2 separate regions of the Mus musculus genome follow, and region 2 is linked to region 1. A link is a loop called in an ENCODE intact Hi-C map of the cell type or tissue named here. Cell type or tissue: gastrocnemius. All regions are shown on one strand.

Region 1 (8,000 bases):
GCCAGAGGAGATTTCAAGACAATCTAGCATTGACTCTGTCCTATAAATATTAGTAATCACTCTTATGCATATCTAGAATGAAAAGAAATAAGCTAGCCAAAGAGAAATACAAAATGTCCCATTTGAGAATAGGAGCACCAGAAAGTGTCATAGGACTAAATCCAGTGCTTAAGGAAATAAAACATTTAAAGAAAAGCCTGATGCTAAGTGGAATAAAGGAAGTGGTGACCACAGGGCAAAACCCTACCCTGCTAAGTTCCCAACCCGTGAAAAGGAACCAAAAGCTTAAGTATTGAAGGGAATAATTGCGGGAAGCTGATGGAAATGTAATTGGACCAGGGGGCCAAATTCCTGCCGATCAAGGATCAGACCTTGGAAACTTCGGGTATATGGATTTAGAATCAAGGATACAAGAAAGGGGTTGCGGCTCTCCCGCGAGGCCAGGTGTGTGTCGTAAGCATGCCTCATGGAGGCCCAGGGAGGACACTGAATGAAGCTGTGATGATAAAGCCTGGATTGCCTTGGAGACCTCAAGATCTTGGAGATGCCAGAGTTGTGGGACATCTGCCAAGGAGAGCTGCAGACTGTGGAACCAGCCCAACGAAAAGAAGTATGTTGCAGTCAACAAAGCTGAAAGGAGTTAGAGATCTGAAGCCCATTTTGACATCAGACACAGGAATACAGAACCTGAAGCCTGTCCGCGGGCTTTCAGCTTTGTTGCAGAATGTCCTAACTCTGCTCCCTCCCTCCTTCTGAAATGGTAATACATATCCTGTTCCATATATGTTAGATGCGGTCTGCAGCTTGGCTTTACGAAGGGTTACAGTTAAAAGATTGCCACAAGTCTCAGAGACTTTGAACTTTGGACTTTTAAACAGTGTGGAAACTTTTAATAGACCATGGGAACTTCTGAAGTTGGACTGAATGCAGTTTTGCATTATATTAAACAAAGCTACAGGGCTGGGAAGTGGAATGTGTTAGTTTGACTGAGATGGCTCTCAGAGGCTCATATAGTTGAATACTTAGTCACCCAGCAGGGAATGAAATCCTTTCCCAGGATTAGGAGAACTAGGAGGTGTGGTCTTATTAGAGGAAGTGTGTCTCTGGGAGTAGCTTTGAAGTTTCAAAGGCCCATGCCAGGCCCAGTCTCTCCCCTCTCCCTGTTGCCTACAGAATAGGATGGATGTAGCCCTCAGCAGCTTCTCCAGCACCACTTGGACTCAATGTCATCCTCCTAGCCATAATGAAAATGGACTAAATGTCTGAAAGTGTAAGTGAGCCCCCTCTTAAAGGCTTTCTTTGTAAGAGGTGCCTTGGTCATGGTTGTTTCACAGCAATACCACAGAGGCTAAGATATCCTTTTACTTTTTTCACTAAGTAACTAAAAATAGACCCACTTTCTAAAAATAACTTACCATTTTCCCATTTTCCTTTTCTTTATCAGAATCCTTCATTTCTCTATACATGATTCTAAACATGAAGACATTATTCAATTAATTCATGAATCAAATGATTTAGTTATTTCCAATAAAGCTGTAATCTATTAAAAATAAATGTTAATAAGGTGATTCATTAGATATATACTAACATTAAACATTAAACTCAAGGAATTGCTAGCGAGTATTCTTCCACTGAGATATCTCCAATCCTTGCTCTTTGTAACAACCATTGCTGTGTAGTCTTGTAGCCTAGGCCAGACTCAAAATTGATTCTCGTGACTACTGATTCTGCCTCCATCTCCCAAATGCTGGGATTATAGCCATATGACACTTTGTCTGGCTCAAATAGAAAATTTAAGACAAAATATCTAAAGAAAGCATACATCACCAGATGTGCTGCCACAGGCCCAGTACTCAAGAGTAGGAGAGCCGGGCAAAAGGACTGTTAAGTTCAAAGTCACCCTTTGCTACACAGGAAGTTTACGGCCAACTTGGGCTACATGAAACTCCACCTTAACCACACACACAAATCGCCACTGTCTGTGTGTGCATGTGAATGCACAGTAAATGCACATACAGCACAGAAGCCCGTGGGACTCAGGGCTGAAAGTCGACTCTCCTTCCAGCAAGTAGGCTTCGGGAGCCGGCCTGTTGGGGAACAGGTAATCCCAAGTATCTCCAGCCTGTCATACCGGTTTACATTCTGCCACAGGGGTAGGGGTGGGGCTGTCAGTTACAGAAAACAACTTCCCCTGATGCTTAGGTCCTACACTTTACAGAAAATCCACGATTACTCTGCTACAATGCAAACAGGAGTTTCTTACTTGAAACTGCTTCATCTTGGTCTCTGAGTACACATAGGCATGTGAGAACAGCTGAGGTTTATAGTAGTCGTAGTAATTCTGCTGTTTCTCATAGAAGAAGTAGTAGTCTTTCTTTTATTTCTCTCTCTCTCTTTTTTTTTTTTGATTAAATCTCTTCCCTACACTTTTATTCTTTAAAGAAGGCCCCCAGCTGTGTGTGCATATGTATCAGAGGAGATAACTTGGAGTTCTCCCATCAAGCACTCTTCAGCCAATGTCCATTCTCAACATCCCTAAATCTAGAGGGCTAAAGGTATGAATGTTTTCTATAATAAGTGTTTTGGCTTCCTTTATTGTTACATAAATGAAATGGGGTAAAACATTTTTCCTATGACTAGAAAGGCTAGGATAGGGCTGGTAAAATGGCTCAGTGGTAAGAACACTGACTGCTTTTCCGAAGGTCCTGAGTTCAAGTCCCAGCAACCACATGGTGGCTCACAACCACCCATAATGAGATCCGAGGCCCTCTTCTGGTGCATCTGAAGACAGCTACAGTGTACTTATGTATAATAATAAATAAATCTAAAAAAAAAAAAAAGAAAGGCTAGGGTAACAATAACAAGAAGGCTTATTTTCTAAGACAGTGAAATAAATTTTCAGTTTCTGAGAAGGTGATAAAGTCATTGCATTTCTATCTCAAAAAACTACTATTATCAGATATCATCCAGGATTATGACTATTAAAAGAACATCATAAACCAAATTAATGTTAAATTAAATATCAATGTTTGTTTAAAATACTAATTACTTACTCATAATAATAAAGCACTTAACTATTCCCGAGAAAAAGCAGCTGAAAAGACTACATGTGTTAATTCATTAATTCCTCACAATAATGCTTCATTTTATACATTTTTGGTACTAAGAAGCAAAAATGTCCAATCTTTGGGGGTATAGCTTGGGTAGAGATTTAACTGAAAGCACGTTAAATCTGTCATGTCATTGACAATAATTTGCAGAATGAATAAAGAGGTAGTTTAACTCACATATTCTGCTAAAAGAACAAATAAAGTATACTTAGTGTTTCTGTCACATGCAATTATAAAAATCCAATTGACATTCTTTTCAAGCCTGAGCCCAGATTAGTATGGACTATTTCTAAAGGTTCTCCAGTTCTAAAGTTCAGCCACCCTGCATCTGGAGTTAGAAACAACCTCACTGGGTCTTGCAAAGAAACAAACAAAAGCGTATTTTAAGTTCCTGTAATCCAAAATACAAAGACTCACTGTTCCTAGGCTCATAGATAATAACAATGTTTACTTAAATATCAAGTTAAAATCTCTTACGTGTAAGTGGGCTCCCAAATACGCCTAAGTTTATCTGACTTCACATTGCCATTACAAGACAGTTGAAGCAGTTTTTGTACATAGTAAAAGATGGTGGATCTGAAATTGGTAAGTGGCAGTTCAACTTCCCGCGTTGTTCCAAGCCCCGTCACTTTCAGTGTGAGAGCCAAGCGAGGTGACGGAGTACATTCAACTTCCTCCAAGAGCTCTGAGTGAGGTGTTCCTAAAGATATCAAAGATGTAAAAACAATCAGAGCACAAAGAGCACAGACAAGGCCATACACTCACTAATCATGTCCACTTTAGACTCCCCTGGCTTCAAGACTTGACTTACTACATCTGGTGTGAAGGAACAGGTCACAGAGTTCAGGATGGCCTGGATTATACAGCATGTTCCAGGCTGGACTTTGAACTCATGACAATCTTTTTTTCCCTGAGCCTCTCAAGTACTGGAAAAACATGATCACTGACTGTTTTACTTAAAAATAAAAATAAACGATTAAAAATTTTTTCAATGTATGAAACAAAGTGTCTTGCTTGCATGAATATATGTGTATACCACATATTTGATATAGTGCCTATGGAGGCCAGAAGAGGGCATCAAACCCCAGAGTCTGCAGCTCCAGATATTGTGAGCTGCCGTGTCAGGGTCCTCTGAAATGCAGCAAGTGTTAACTGGTGTGCTTTCTATCCAGCCTGCTTTGTTTTGCTTTAAAGTGGGAATTATTATACCTAGGTTACTTAGAGACAGAATAACAGAACAGGTATATGTATATGAAATATATACATTTTTATTTAAAATGCTTGATAACTTATAGATTATAAACTAAAATTATCACTGACCCTACACTCAAGGAATACCATTTACTCTGAGCCAATGATCTGTCAAACTTTTATTTACAGTACATGAATAAATTAAGAATACAAATATAAATAGGTTGATGACATACTTAGGAAAAAAACTCATCTTTTTATTGACTCATAATTTTTCTTTCTTCTTTATATCATACAACTCTTAAAATAGTGTTTATTCATTGTAGTGCACTCCACTGTGCTTTATGCTGTTGTTGTTTTCAGGACAGGGTCTTACTATGTAGCTCTGGCTGTCCTAGAACTCACTCTGTAGACAATGCTGGACTCAAGTCACAGAGATCCACCAGATAGGAAAAATATTGATAGAGCTGATTGATACAGAAAGCTATGTGTACTCCTTAAGTAACTGTTCTTGTGTCAAGTTCAGAACATTTTATTCAAGCTATATCCTCACATAAAATATATTAAAAAGTACATGTGCCTTCATATTGTACACAGTATCTTTATAGCAATAAAACATGTTAGTGACAAATCTTTAAGGATCATAAATTAGAATACTGGGCATCTACCTATTGAAGCACAATCAGGTACGAGAAGTAAAGATTCATTCTTACTACAAAATGGATGCTCTTAGAACACAAATTTATTATTTCATAGTTCCTGAGGTTTGAAGTTTTACCTGGAGTGGGGATGCCACAGAGCACATGTGGAAAGCGTGGGACAATTTATTAGCTCTCTTCTTCTACCATGTGGATTCCAGGGTTTGAACCCAGTTTGTCAGGCTTAGCAGTAAGTTCCTAGCAGTAAGTTCCTTTACTCATCGAACCCTTTCACTGGCCCCAAATCTATACAACTTAGTTTTTTAAAAAATTGTTTTATTCATAAACTAAAAATACAAGTGGCCCTTTACTGTTCAAACTGTATATAATCATCTCATTTGTTGTCAATTAAAACTAGAACACAACACTTAAATATACTGTACCTGGGGGAGGAATTTCTAGGTCAGTTGTCTGCTGGACATTGGTACGACCAGGTCTAGGATCAAAAGCAGGGACCAGTGCAGAAAACTGGCGCTTTAGCACATAGTCGTCATCCCAGGCTCTGCGGCGGCCTCCTTTGGTTTCATACTCTTCTTCTTCCTAGTACAAAGATTCCACACAGACTTACAGTTGAGGGAAATGACTCTTCCTAAATTGATTAGCCATCTACCAAATAAGTTACCTATATGTTAAGTAATTCTTTAACTGTTAAATTACATTTAATTATGTGTCTATTTTTATGTCTATGTGGAAGTCAGAGGACAACTTGTGGGAGTTGATTCTCTCCTTTGTACTTATACATCTCAAAGATCAAATTTGGGTTTGTCAGGCTTGGTGGCAAAAGCTTTAATCCACTGAGCCAAGTTACTGTCCTTTAGTTCTTTATAGGGACTGTACTTCCTTTATATGAACTGATTGCGAAAGAATAAAACAAGCTAATACAAATGTGTAAAAATACATGTTTCTCATACGTATAGTTTGGTGGTTAAAGAAATCCATACTATATGCAACCTGTATTTCCTAGTGTTGATATTACAATTTTGTAGTATATTACGAACCACTGGGGCAAAAAAAAAACTCGTCAAAAGGCACATGCAACCTTTTGTAGTACTTTGAGACTATTATTTTAAAATAAGTTTTTTCCTAATGCCAATTTAATTTCATTCTGAACTATTCATAAAAAGTAGATGAGTCACTTGTGAGGTGCCTTAAATTTCTATATGACAAACAGATGAAGCGTTGGTTGTTAAAAATCAAATGACATACATGCATACATACGCCTCTCAGTTTAAACACTTGACTGCTAGAAGTTTTTCTTTTTTTCTTTTTCTTTTTTTAACGATTTATTTCATGTATGTAAGTACACTGTTGCTGTCTTCAGACAACACCAGAAAAGGGCATCAGATCCCATTACAGATGGTTGTGAGCCACCATGTGGTGCTGGAATTTGAACTCGGGACCTTTGGAAAGAGAAGTCAGTGCTCTTAACCGCTGAGCCATCTCTCCAGCCCAAGGCAAGAGATTTCTTAATCAGGAAAAAAAAAAAAAAAAAAAAAAAAAGAGAGAGAGAGAAATAAAAGAAAGACTACTACTTCTTCTATGAGAAACAGCAGAATTACTACGACTACTATAAACCTCAGCTGTTCTCACATGCCTATGTGTACTCAGAGACCAAGATGAAGCAGTTTCAAGTAAGAAACTCCTGCTTGCATTGTAGCAGAGTAATCGTGGATTTTCTGTAAAGTGTAGGACCTAAGCATCAGGGGAAATTGTTTTCTGTAACTGACAGCCCCACCCCTACCCCTGTGGCAGAATGTAAACCGGTATGACAGGCTGGAGATACTTGGGATTACCTGTTCCCCAACAGGCCGGCTCCCTGCTCCAGAAGGGACCTGTGGGAGCTGGGAGGTGACGACATGGTGTGTTACGTCAGAGCGAGAGCCAGCTCGGCGTTGCAGGGAGGGACGTCTCAGAATCTAAGATTAAAAAAAAAAAACACCAAGAGACATATGTCTAATTATTTGATCTACACTCTTCAATCAGTCTAGCCCCCAAAAACTGTTACTTAAAAATCTCTTTTACACAGTCAGCTATTGGATGGATCACAGGGCCCCCAATTGAAAAAAAAAAAAAAAAATAACTCTTTTAGTTAGACAGTGGTGGAGCACTCCTTTAATCCCAGCACTCAGAAGGCTGAGGCAGGTGGATCTCAGGGTTCCAGGATAGTTAGGGCTATACAGAGAAACCCTGTCTAGAAGAACATAAAAACAAAAATGAATGAATGAATGAATGAATGAATGAATGAATGAATGAATATTAGGGGCTGGAGAGGTGGCTCAGAGGTTAAGAGCACTGACTGCTCTTCCAAAGGTCCTGAGTTCAAATCCCAGCACCCACATGGTGGTTCACAACCATCCATAATGAGATCTACCACCCTCTTCTGGAGTGTCCAAAGACAGCTATAGTGTACTTACATACAATAAATAGATAGATAAATAAATAAATAAAAGTTCCTTCATCGGTCATCTTCAGCAAAGATGGAGTATCTGGGGTTTTTAATTTGTCATGTATTAAATATTAACCTTCTCCATAAGAATATACCTAGGTTTTTTTTCTTTCTTCACTATAGTAGAGATTGAACGCAGAGCCTTGTATCTGCTAAATAAGTACACCACTGAGTTACACCTCCAGTCCTTTTAGTATAAACTTTATTCTGAGACCACATTTATTACATAGCCCAGTCTGGCCTGGATTTACTATGACTACCAGGCTGCCATAAAATCTGTGATCTTCCTGCTTCAGGCACAAAGTGCTGGGACTACAGTAGTATGTCATCAACATTTTTAAAAATATATACTATTTATTTTGTATGTGTGAGTACATATGTATGAACCTGGTGTATACATGGAGATCAGAGGACAAGCTGCATCGATCCAGTCTCTCTTTTCACTATGCGAGTCCCAGTTATTATTGAACTCAAGTCAGCAGGCATAGTGGCAATTGTTTTTACCCACCCATCACTCTTATGGGCCCCAGGCGTACACCATTAAATGATACATAC
Region 2 (8,000 bases), 360 kb before region 1:
TGTGATCATATTGACATTGCTTTATCCGAACTTACTACAGTAAGTCACTGGGTCCTCCAAATCTTTTTTATTTAGGAAAACATATCTAAAGAAACCAGAGTATACTCTAAGGATAAAAATGTACAGCAGGCCAGCATCCTAGTGACATTTTAGCCAGAGACACTTCAGCTACAGGCACTCTCAGATAAATCCCGGCTTTACCCTGTGTTATGTGTGTTTCTAGAATTTTGAGAGGACACCAGTTGTTGTAGGGACTGTATAGACAGGAAAGATGAAGCATGCATTCGCAGTTACCCTCACTGCATCTTAGACTTAGATATAGCCCATTGCTACTGTAAGTAGCTTTTCAGGCTTCTTCCTATGTGTTGTCACTTAGAATTTCTCACTAATTTCAAACAAGCATAGGAATTGTTTCAGTTTGTTGAACTAAACTTACTACCGTTCAGATAGGTTTTTTAAGAATACTTTTACTTATGTGTATATGTGTGCGTATGTACACGTTGGGGTCAGGGGAGGGGATCAGAGTCCCTGGGGCTGGAGTTCCGAGCAGCTGTGAGCTTGGAACACCACCTTAGGTGGGTGCTGTAAAACTAAGTCTGGTTAAACAGTTTTCCTCTGGGAAAACAATTGGGCCTCTGATCACCCCGCCTGTCCAACCCCTGGTAGTGTTATAAAATTTGTACTTATAAATTTATAAATGTCATGGTGCAGAAGCAGCAACTGTGTGGTTGTTAAGAACATGAGGCTACAGAGATGGGAACTGTAAATTACAGGTTTCCTTCAAGGGCGTCCGTTCCCATCACAGCCACAATTTTACTTTCCGTATCTGTTTCAATTTTGTTTTCTGAAAATATCACTCTTTTGATTGCCCCAAATTTGTTTTCATTGGTTTAAAAATATTTTTGTTTTGTTTTTGTTTTTATTAATCTTAATCTCCTTTTTAAAAGATGCGTATTTTTGTTTATGTGTCTGTGTGTATGAATGTATGCCACATGTGTGTAGCTGCAGTGGAGGCCAGAAGAGGGCTGGAGTTACAGATGTGCAGTCTATACACATGGGTGCTGGCACTAAACCTGCTCTCTCTGGGAGAGCAAGCAAACCCTCGTAACTACTGAGCTATTTCTCCAGCTCCTGTTTTTAACTCTATTTATATAGGTAGTTATCCTGCTACTTGGCATAATTTTTAATTATTTTTTATTTTTTAATATTTAATTTTTAAAAAAATTTTTCGAGACAGCGTTTCTCAGTGTAGCCCTGGCTGTCCTGGAACTCACTCTGTAGACCAGGCTGGCCTTGAACTCAGAAATCCACCTGCCTCTGCCTCCCAAGTGCACCACCCCGCCCAGCTTAATTTTTACTTATATTTAATTATAATTTCCATATTTTTGCCATTTGGTGATTCAACCAAATTAAATTTTTACTATAGCTATATTGTAAAATTGTTTGTTTGTTTGTTTCTAGGTTTTTGACCAGTATCTCAATTTTATTACTTTGGAAGATGACATGTTTGTATTATGTAATCAAAATAAGGAACTTGTTTCATATCGTGGTATGTAAAAATATGAATTTTACAAGTTATTGTAGTATTTGACAAAATAAATACCAGTGATTCTTAAAGTACACCAAGCACAAGCTTCAGATTAAATTATGTCACAGATAAGTAAGACATAATAAATTTGGTTTGTAATTCAGTTAAGTACCAGCTCTCTGGCCTGCTCGAAATCCCCAGGACAGCTTACACACGTGATGCACTCATACCAAGACAGTGTCTCCATGCAAGACAGTTAGTTATCTCTTACCTTGACCTTAGACAAAAGTAACATACTTTACTTCTGTATTTATTAAGCTTTGGTCCAGATTGTGAGCTTCTGAGAACAGACAACATTCTCTTGGCTTCACTGAGATCTCTAATACGCTTTCTTATTATAATTAGAGAAAACAATTTGTTCAAAAGACATGGTTTTGTTTTGAAGCCTAAGCTAGCTTCAAACTTGGGGTCCTCCTGCCTCAGCGTTCCCAAGGCTTTCAGATATCAACCCCACCATTCTGGGCTCAGCTGAGGTTTTCTATGTCAGTTGTTATTCACAGAAGGCTATTTACCATTTGTTGATTTTTTTCAAACTAATTAGCACCTAATCTTGTGTTTGAAACCTAGCTTCCCATAAGCCTTTACACTTAGGAATTTTAATTATAAGTCTGACAAAAATGAAAGCAAGCATCTTTAATTTTTTCCTCGGCCTATTTATTACATTGTCCCAACCAGTCTCTGTCAGTCCTGCTCATCCTGCTGAGCTAGGACACTTCACTGTTAAGTTCATCAGGCACGTACCATTGCATTGAAATTTAGTTCAGTCTTTTTCTTTTAAAAGCGATTCAGCCAGTCCAGGCAAATTTATAAGCCTATTAAACAAAACTGCCTAATGTTAAGTAATTTAAAAAATGACTAAACTTGTAATAAATATGACGTTCCTTAAGCAGTCAGTACTTACACAGTAGCCCTTGGGGTAAAATGTGCGTTCCTGTTGTTTTACCTCTACCTTCAATATCCATTACATCTGGTGACGTGTGTACATGTCTCGCCTCCGTCAAACGGAGATCATCTGAGACAAGGAAACTCGATGTCACCAGTCGTGTTGGCATTCCTGAGGAACAGTTTGGAGCTGGAGTTTAGACCCAAGGACTGTACTTCTGAAGAAATTTTACTCATGCCAGATGATTGACAGAATGACCCAGACTTAATTAATGTTCATCAGGTGTTCTCCATGCTGCCTGTTTCGTCGGGCCTGACTAGACAACAGTCAGTAGGAACACCTCAGTGACAGCATATTTCCTTGGATTTGGTACTGCCTGGTGAATTATTGTTTTTATCTTCTCTGTTTGGACACACTTTCCTTAGGTATTTTGATATGTCCAGTTAGTTGATGCTTTCCTCATATGTTGTTCATGTTACATATTGGTTTTGTAATTCAGGTTAGTATCTACATATTGTGTGTGTGTGTGTGTGTGTGTGTGTGTGTGTGTGTGTATGTATATATGTATATATATGCGAGCTTAATAAAGATGTAAATTTTGATTGCTTGTTTTTCCTCTTTGTCTTAGCCATTAACAGGCCAGACATCACAGACACAGAGATGGAAACTGTTATGGACACTATTGTGGACAGCCTCTTCTGCTTTTTTGTTACATTAGGTAAGCTTTTAAACCTATCTGCTCCTTCAAAGAAACTAATTAACAACTCATTTGACATGTTATACACTCTCATTTTTTTTTTAAAGACAGTCTTACTGGCTGGCCTTGAACTCACAGAGATGAGCCTGCCTCCCAAGTGCTAAAGATATGTGCTATGATATCTGGCTACAATATTGTTCTAACCTGTCTGAATATAGAGGGGTTCTCTAAAGTTGAGATAAAGCACGCATTCCATAATATTAAAATAAAATAATCATAGTAACAACATACAGCTGTTCCATGTGAGATAGCATTCAGATTTGTTTTGTCTTTTTAGGTGAGTTCTCCTGGGCTCCCAAGTGCTGAGATGACAGATACACATCACCATACCCAGCTCAGCAGACCTTTTGAGAGTTAACTAATGCCTTAGATAACAGGGGGAGTTAGATAACAGCTCCTTAATGTAGAGTTGAAGTGGTTTGTCGATGGTTCCAGCCTGTTGTTGACTATTTTCTAGCTGTCTTTAGTTTCCGTCATAAAAGCTTTCAATCATACTTCTGAGTAGAAAGGTCTGTGCATAGTAGTTTTTAAGGCAAATGCAAGAGCTTCCAGAAAACACTGAACTTAACGTGCATCATCTCTTCAAGTTTAACGTTTCACTGAATTATCTGTAGTTATTTCGGTTACATTGAATTTACTATCTTATACATGGTTTTATACTTTAGTCATAGATCTTTACAGAAAAGTAATTGCAATTTAGATTTTACACATACCTAAAACCTCTTGGTTAAGGTAACCCTCACAGATTAATAACCTCTATTAATAAATACTAATAAACTCTTTCACAAGTAGAAATAAAAGAGAAACCATTTGAACCATATATGGGGCTTAGATATATGAGGAAAATTCATACAAATTCTTGGGTTCCTCCCTTTTCAGATTTATTTATTCATTTTATATATGTGAATATACTGTAGCTGTACAGATGGTTGTGAGCCTTCATGTGGTTGTTGAGAATTGAATTTAAGGCCTCTGCTCACTCCGGTCAACCTAGCTCGCTCTGGTTGGCCCTGCTTGCTCCCATCAGCCCGCTTGCTCAGTCCTGCTCGCTCTGGCCCAAAGACTTATTTATTATTATACATAAGTACACTGTAGCTGTCTTCTGACGCACCAGAAGAGGGTTCAGATCTCATTACGAGTGGTTGTGAGCCACCATGTGTTTGCTGGGATTTGAACTCAGGACCTTCAGAAGAGCAGTCAGTGCTCTTACTGGCTGAGCCATCTCGCTGGCCCCAGGTTCCTTCCCCAATTTTACATCTTAACCCCAAACTTAGATCTTTGGTTTCTGACCCCTTATTTTCTATCTGTTATTTCTCTGTTGCTAGGTGTCTCCATTTTTTCAAGAGTCTTACCTCCATCTAGTTTTTGCCTGTGTTCTCACTACTCTCCAGTGGATTCGGGTGTTGGTTGGCTGATGGGCTGAGCCCAGGGCTGTGCTGGGTGAGCACTGAGTGCAGTGCTGCCTCTCCAGCCTTTGTGTTTGCTGTCCTCACTGCTGAGAGCACTGCAGGTGGATAACCTACAGTCACAAACAGACATGCTGCCCTCTGTCTGCCGTCCTATGCTCTCCTGCCTTTTACCTGTCCTTATGCCTATGGCATGCGTGAGAGTTGTCATTGTCCCTAGCAGAAGTCATAGTCATAGGAATAGTAGTAATTACACTTTAGCAGGAGATTAGACCAAAGATGTACAAAAATGATATTCAGTGTTTTCCTTACACATACTATGGCAGTAGGTAGAAAACAGTCTGATGATGTCATCGGTTTGTTGTTGTTGCTGTTGGTTTTCAGAGTCAGAGTCTTCCTGTGTAGCTTGAGCTCATCTTGAATGTCTGTCATTCCAAGCTGCTTCTGGCTGGGTTTGTAGTCTTGTAGCCCAGGTGGCTGTCTACGTCTGTGTATTTTCCCTTCTGCTGCTTTTGGTTGGGCATTCTTTTGAGGGACAGGATCTCATGTGTAGTGCAGCCTAGAGCTGGTCTTGAACGCTTTCAGTTTCTTATCTCAACTTTCCCAAGGCCTGGGGTTGTTATAACAAGCACACATAATGTAGGCCATCAGAAGAAGGCTTTTAAAGATTAATAGTATTGTACATTTTCACTTGAAAGTGAGTACACCTTCCTCTGGGAAGGCAAGCGCCGTGACCGCTGCACAAGCATGGTCGTTCATTATTAGCGTGCTTCACGCTTCTCTGTCTGACGGTTCAGCCTTTGATAAATCATTTACTGTATCATAAAGAAAGATATTAGGAGGTCCAGTGAGTTGATGTGATTGTGGAAAGAGGCATTTAGGAGTCTAACATTAGTGAAGGCTATGCTTGCTGGTACCGTTTAAGTTGGGTTTACAAAAGGATTACAGTCATTTACTGTTAAATTATTTTTTAAAGTAGTCGCAAACTGTTGTAGTCCTAAGCTCTTTTTATTCTTTCATTTTGAACCAAATAAAGTAAATGCTGTGACTAGAGGGGAAAGCTATCCTTTGAACTTCATGAGGAAGTCCGAATGCTGATGTAGTCCATCCCTGAAAATATTAGTCCCACTGATCAGCTCCATGTAAAAGGATTCCTCTTTGGCTGTCTATTGCTTAAGGAGAGGTGAATTTCCAACCCTTGTTTTCACTCTTGAGATGTTTAAGTCCTTTTGTGTCTAGCATGAAATCTATGCATCCTGACATCTGCCAAAGTATACGTTTTAGCTCAGAGCTGTGGTCATTGCTAACACTTATTGTTAAATAGGTGCTGTTCCCATCATCCGATGCTCAAGAGGAACGGCGGCAGAAATGGTGGCAGTGGTGAGTTTTGCCTCTGAGTACAAACACTGCTGTATGAGGTGCTCTCTCACAAGGACTCTGGCTACTCGGGTTGTACGTGCAGTACCTATGATAGGAGGCCGTCTTTGTGAATGTCTCTGCAGTAGAGTAAAATTGTCAGTTCCATGTGCTTGTCTCGATCTTCACTGCACTTTGTGGCATGCACTTTTACATATTTTATACTTACCTTCCCCCAAATTATTCCATATTCTTCTTTTTATTAGCAAGTGTTTATTAACAATACACATTTTAAATGTTCATGTTGAATTAAAGAGAATTTTCTTTAAAGATTAAAAAGGTGGGACCAGGCAGTGGTGGTGCACGCCTTTAATTCTAGCACTCGGGAGGCAGAGGCAGGCAGATTTCTGAGTTCGAGGCCAGCCTGGTCTACACAGTGAGTTCCAGGACAGCCAGGGCTACAGAGAAAACCTGTCTTCAAAAAACAAAAAAACACAACCAAAAAATATTAAAAGGGGGATTAGGAAAACCAAAGAATTACTTTAAAAAAAAATAAGTATCCATGGCGCAGAAAGACAGTGTAATGCACAGCTGTGTGGGCTCAGCTGCCCGAGTGAGCCCTGGTGGAGGCTGACGTCCTCGTCTGCTCCATCTCTGATCTGAGCGTGCTCTACTCGGCTCTTTCTTTATTCTCGCCCATCCAGATGAGCCTTCTTTATTTCAGTCATGCTTAAGAGAAGCTTAGTCACACTGAAAGTGTTCATTGCTGATACCGGGATGGAAACACGTTTTTAAAATTGATTTCCTTAATACAAGTTACAATGGTATTGAGATAAATAAAACCCTAAAATATTTAGGTTTTAGAATTACCACTTTGTAAAGAAAGTCCAGACTTCTTGATTATATAACTAAGACACATTGAGTCACCTACATAACGTTAATAAGAAAGTATTAACAGTTCATCTAAAATTTGATTTTCAGAAACTAGATAAAAAACTTCGGGAAAATCTAAGAGATGCAAGAAACAGCCTTTTCACCGGTGATCCACTTGGAACTGGCCAGTTCAGGTATTTATTTGCCTCTTGAGTACAAACATGAGCTAATGTAATTGAAAATAAAATAAGAGTTTTTGTTTTGTTTTCCTTGTATGATAAAAATACTTTATCGTGAGAGAAGTGTTTCTTACTTTTCGATCTGATATTAGAGTCAAGGTTTTGACTTAAGTGAAGCATACATAGACAGCATATAGAAATTACCTTCTTCTGGTAGAAATGTCTCTATGTTTCCATCTATTCAATGCTTTTCATTTGCATGGCTTTCAAGGTTCAAAGCAATTTCTTTTCAGCTATCAGTAATCTTCTTGGTGATAAATGGGAATGCGTTGTTCCCATTTTTACATTGAGATACTAATAACTCGCAGGCTATCTCTGTCATTTAGCATAAGCAAGTAATGCCAAAGATACTGACTGCTCAATTTCTATCAAGTAGGAATATGTTTTAAAAACATGAATAGTAGAGTGCATTTTGATTTTGTTTGTTTTCTTTTGTTTTTATTTCTTTTTGTTTTGTAGCCCTGGCTGTCCTAGAACTCGCTTTGTAGACCAGGCTGTCCTTGAGATTTGCCCACCTCTGCTTCCCACATGGTGGGATTAAAAGCATGTGCCAGTGCCACCTGGCCTGAATTTTGACTCTTAACAGAAGTAAAAACTATTGACATAAAGAAATAAACTCACCGAAATGTCTAAGAGTTATCAAGAGGAGAGAGTTTTGTAAAGTGACTTCTTACCTACAGTTTTGATTAATTAATAAAGCCCGTGGGGACAGAAATTATGTATAGAAATAACATTTACTTATTCATATACTCTAACTTTGAGGGCTTCTTAACTATGAACTGCTCCTGTCTGTGGAGCTCACGATGGATTTGTGTTTAGCTATTTGGCCATACCAACTCTCACATCATCGTATGCCCTCCTCTGCTTTCATTAATATTATTTCTCATTAAGGGGGAAC

The links. Hi-C counts contacts between places; a loop is a spot of excess contacts. Peaks named below come from ENCODE experiments on the same cell type or tissue, not always from the same donor. Only the 100,000 strongest peaks of a DNase experiment are listed, where the experiment ranks them.
Region 2: it touches region 1 in a loop (4-fold over the local background); 14 of 42 quality-filtered maps call a loop at or near these places.

What each region holds. Positions count from the first base shown.
Region 1 is chr12:51,755,632-51,763,631 of GRCm38, forward strand. Hectd1 (HECT domain E3 ubiquitin protein ligase 1) reads right to left here. Exons shown (of 43, transcript NM_144788.2): 28 at 6,793-6,915; 29 at 5,383-5,539; 30 at 3,588-3,810; 31 at 1,416-1,470. Among named protein-coding and RNA genes, the nearest start is that of Strn3, 68 kb to the left of the region's middle. In gastrocnemius, a CTCF peak has its summit at 4,181 (motif pointing right); no DNase peak of the experiment used is centred here.
Region 2 is chr12:51,390,722-51,398,721 of GRCm38, forward strand. It overlaps Scfd1 (Sec1 family domain containing 1), which reads left to right. Exons shown (of 25, transcript NM_029825.3): 6 at 1,462-1,549; 7 at 3,100-3,189; 8 at 5,959-6,014; 9 at 6,972-7,057. All of the region lies in intron 3 of Gm40422 (a long non-coding RNA gene), which reads right to left. Among named protein-coding and RNA genes, the nearest start is that of Gm40422, 17 kb to the right of the region's middle. In gastrocnemius, no CTCF peak of the experiment used is centred here; no DNase peak of the experiment used is centred here.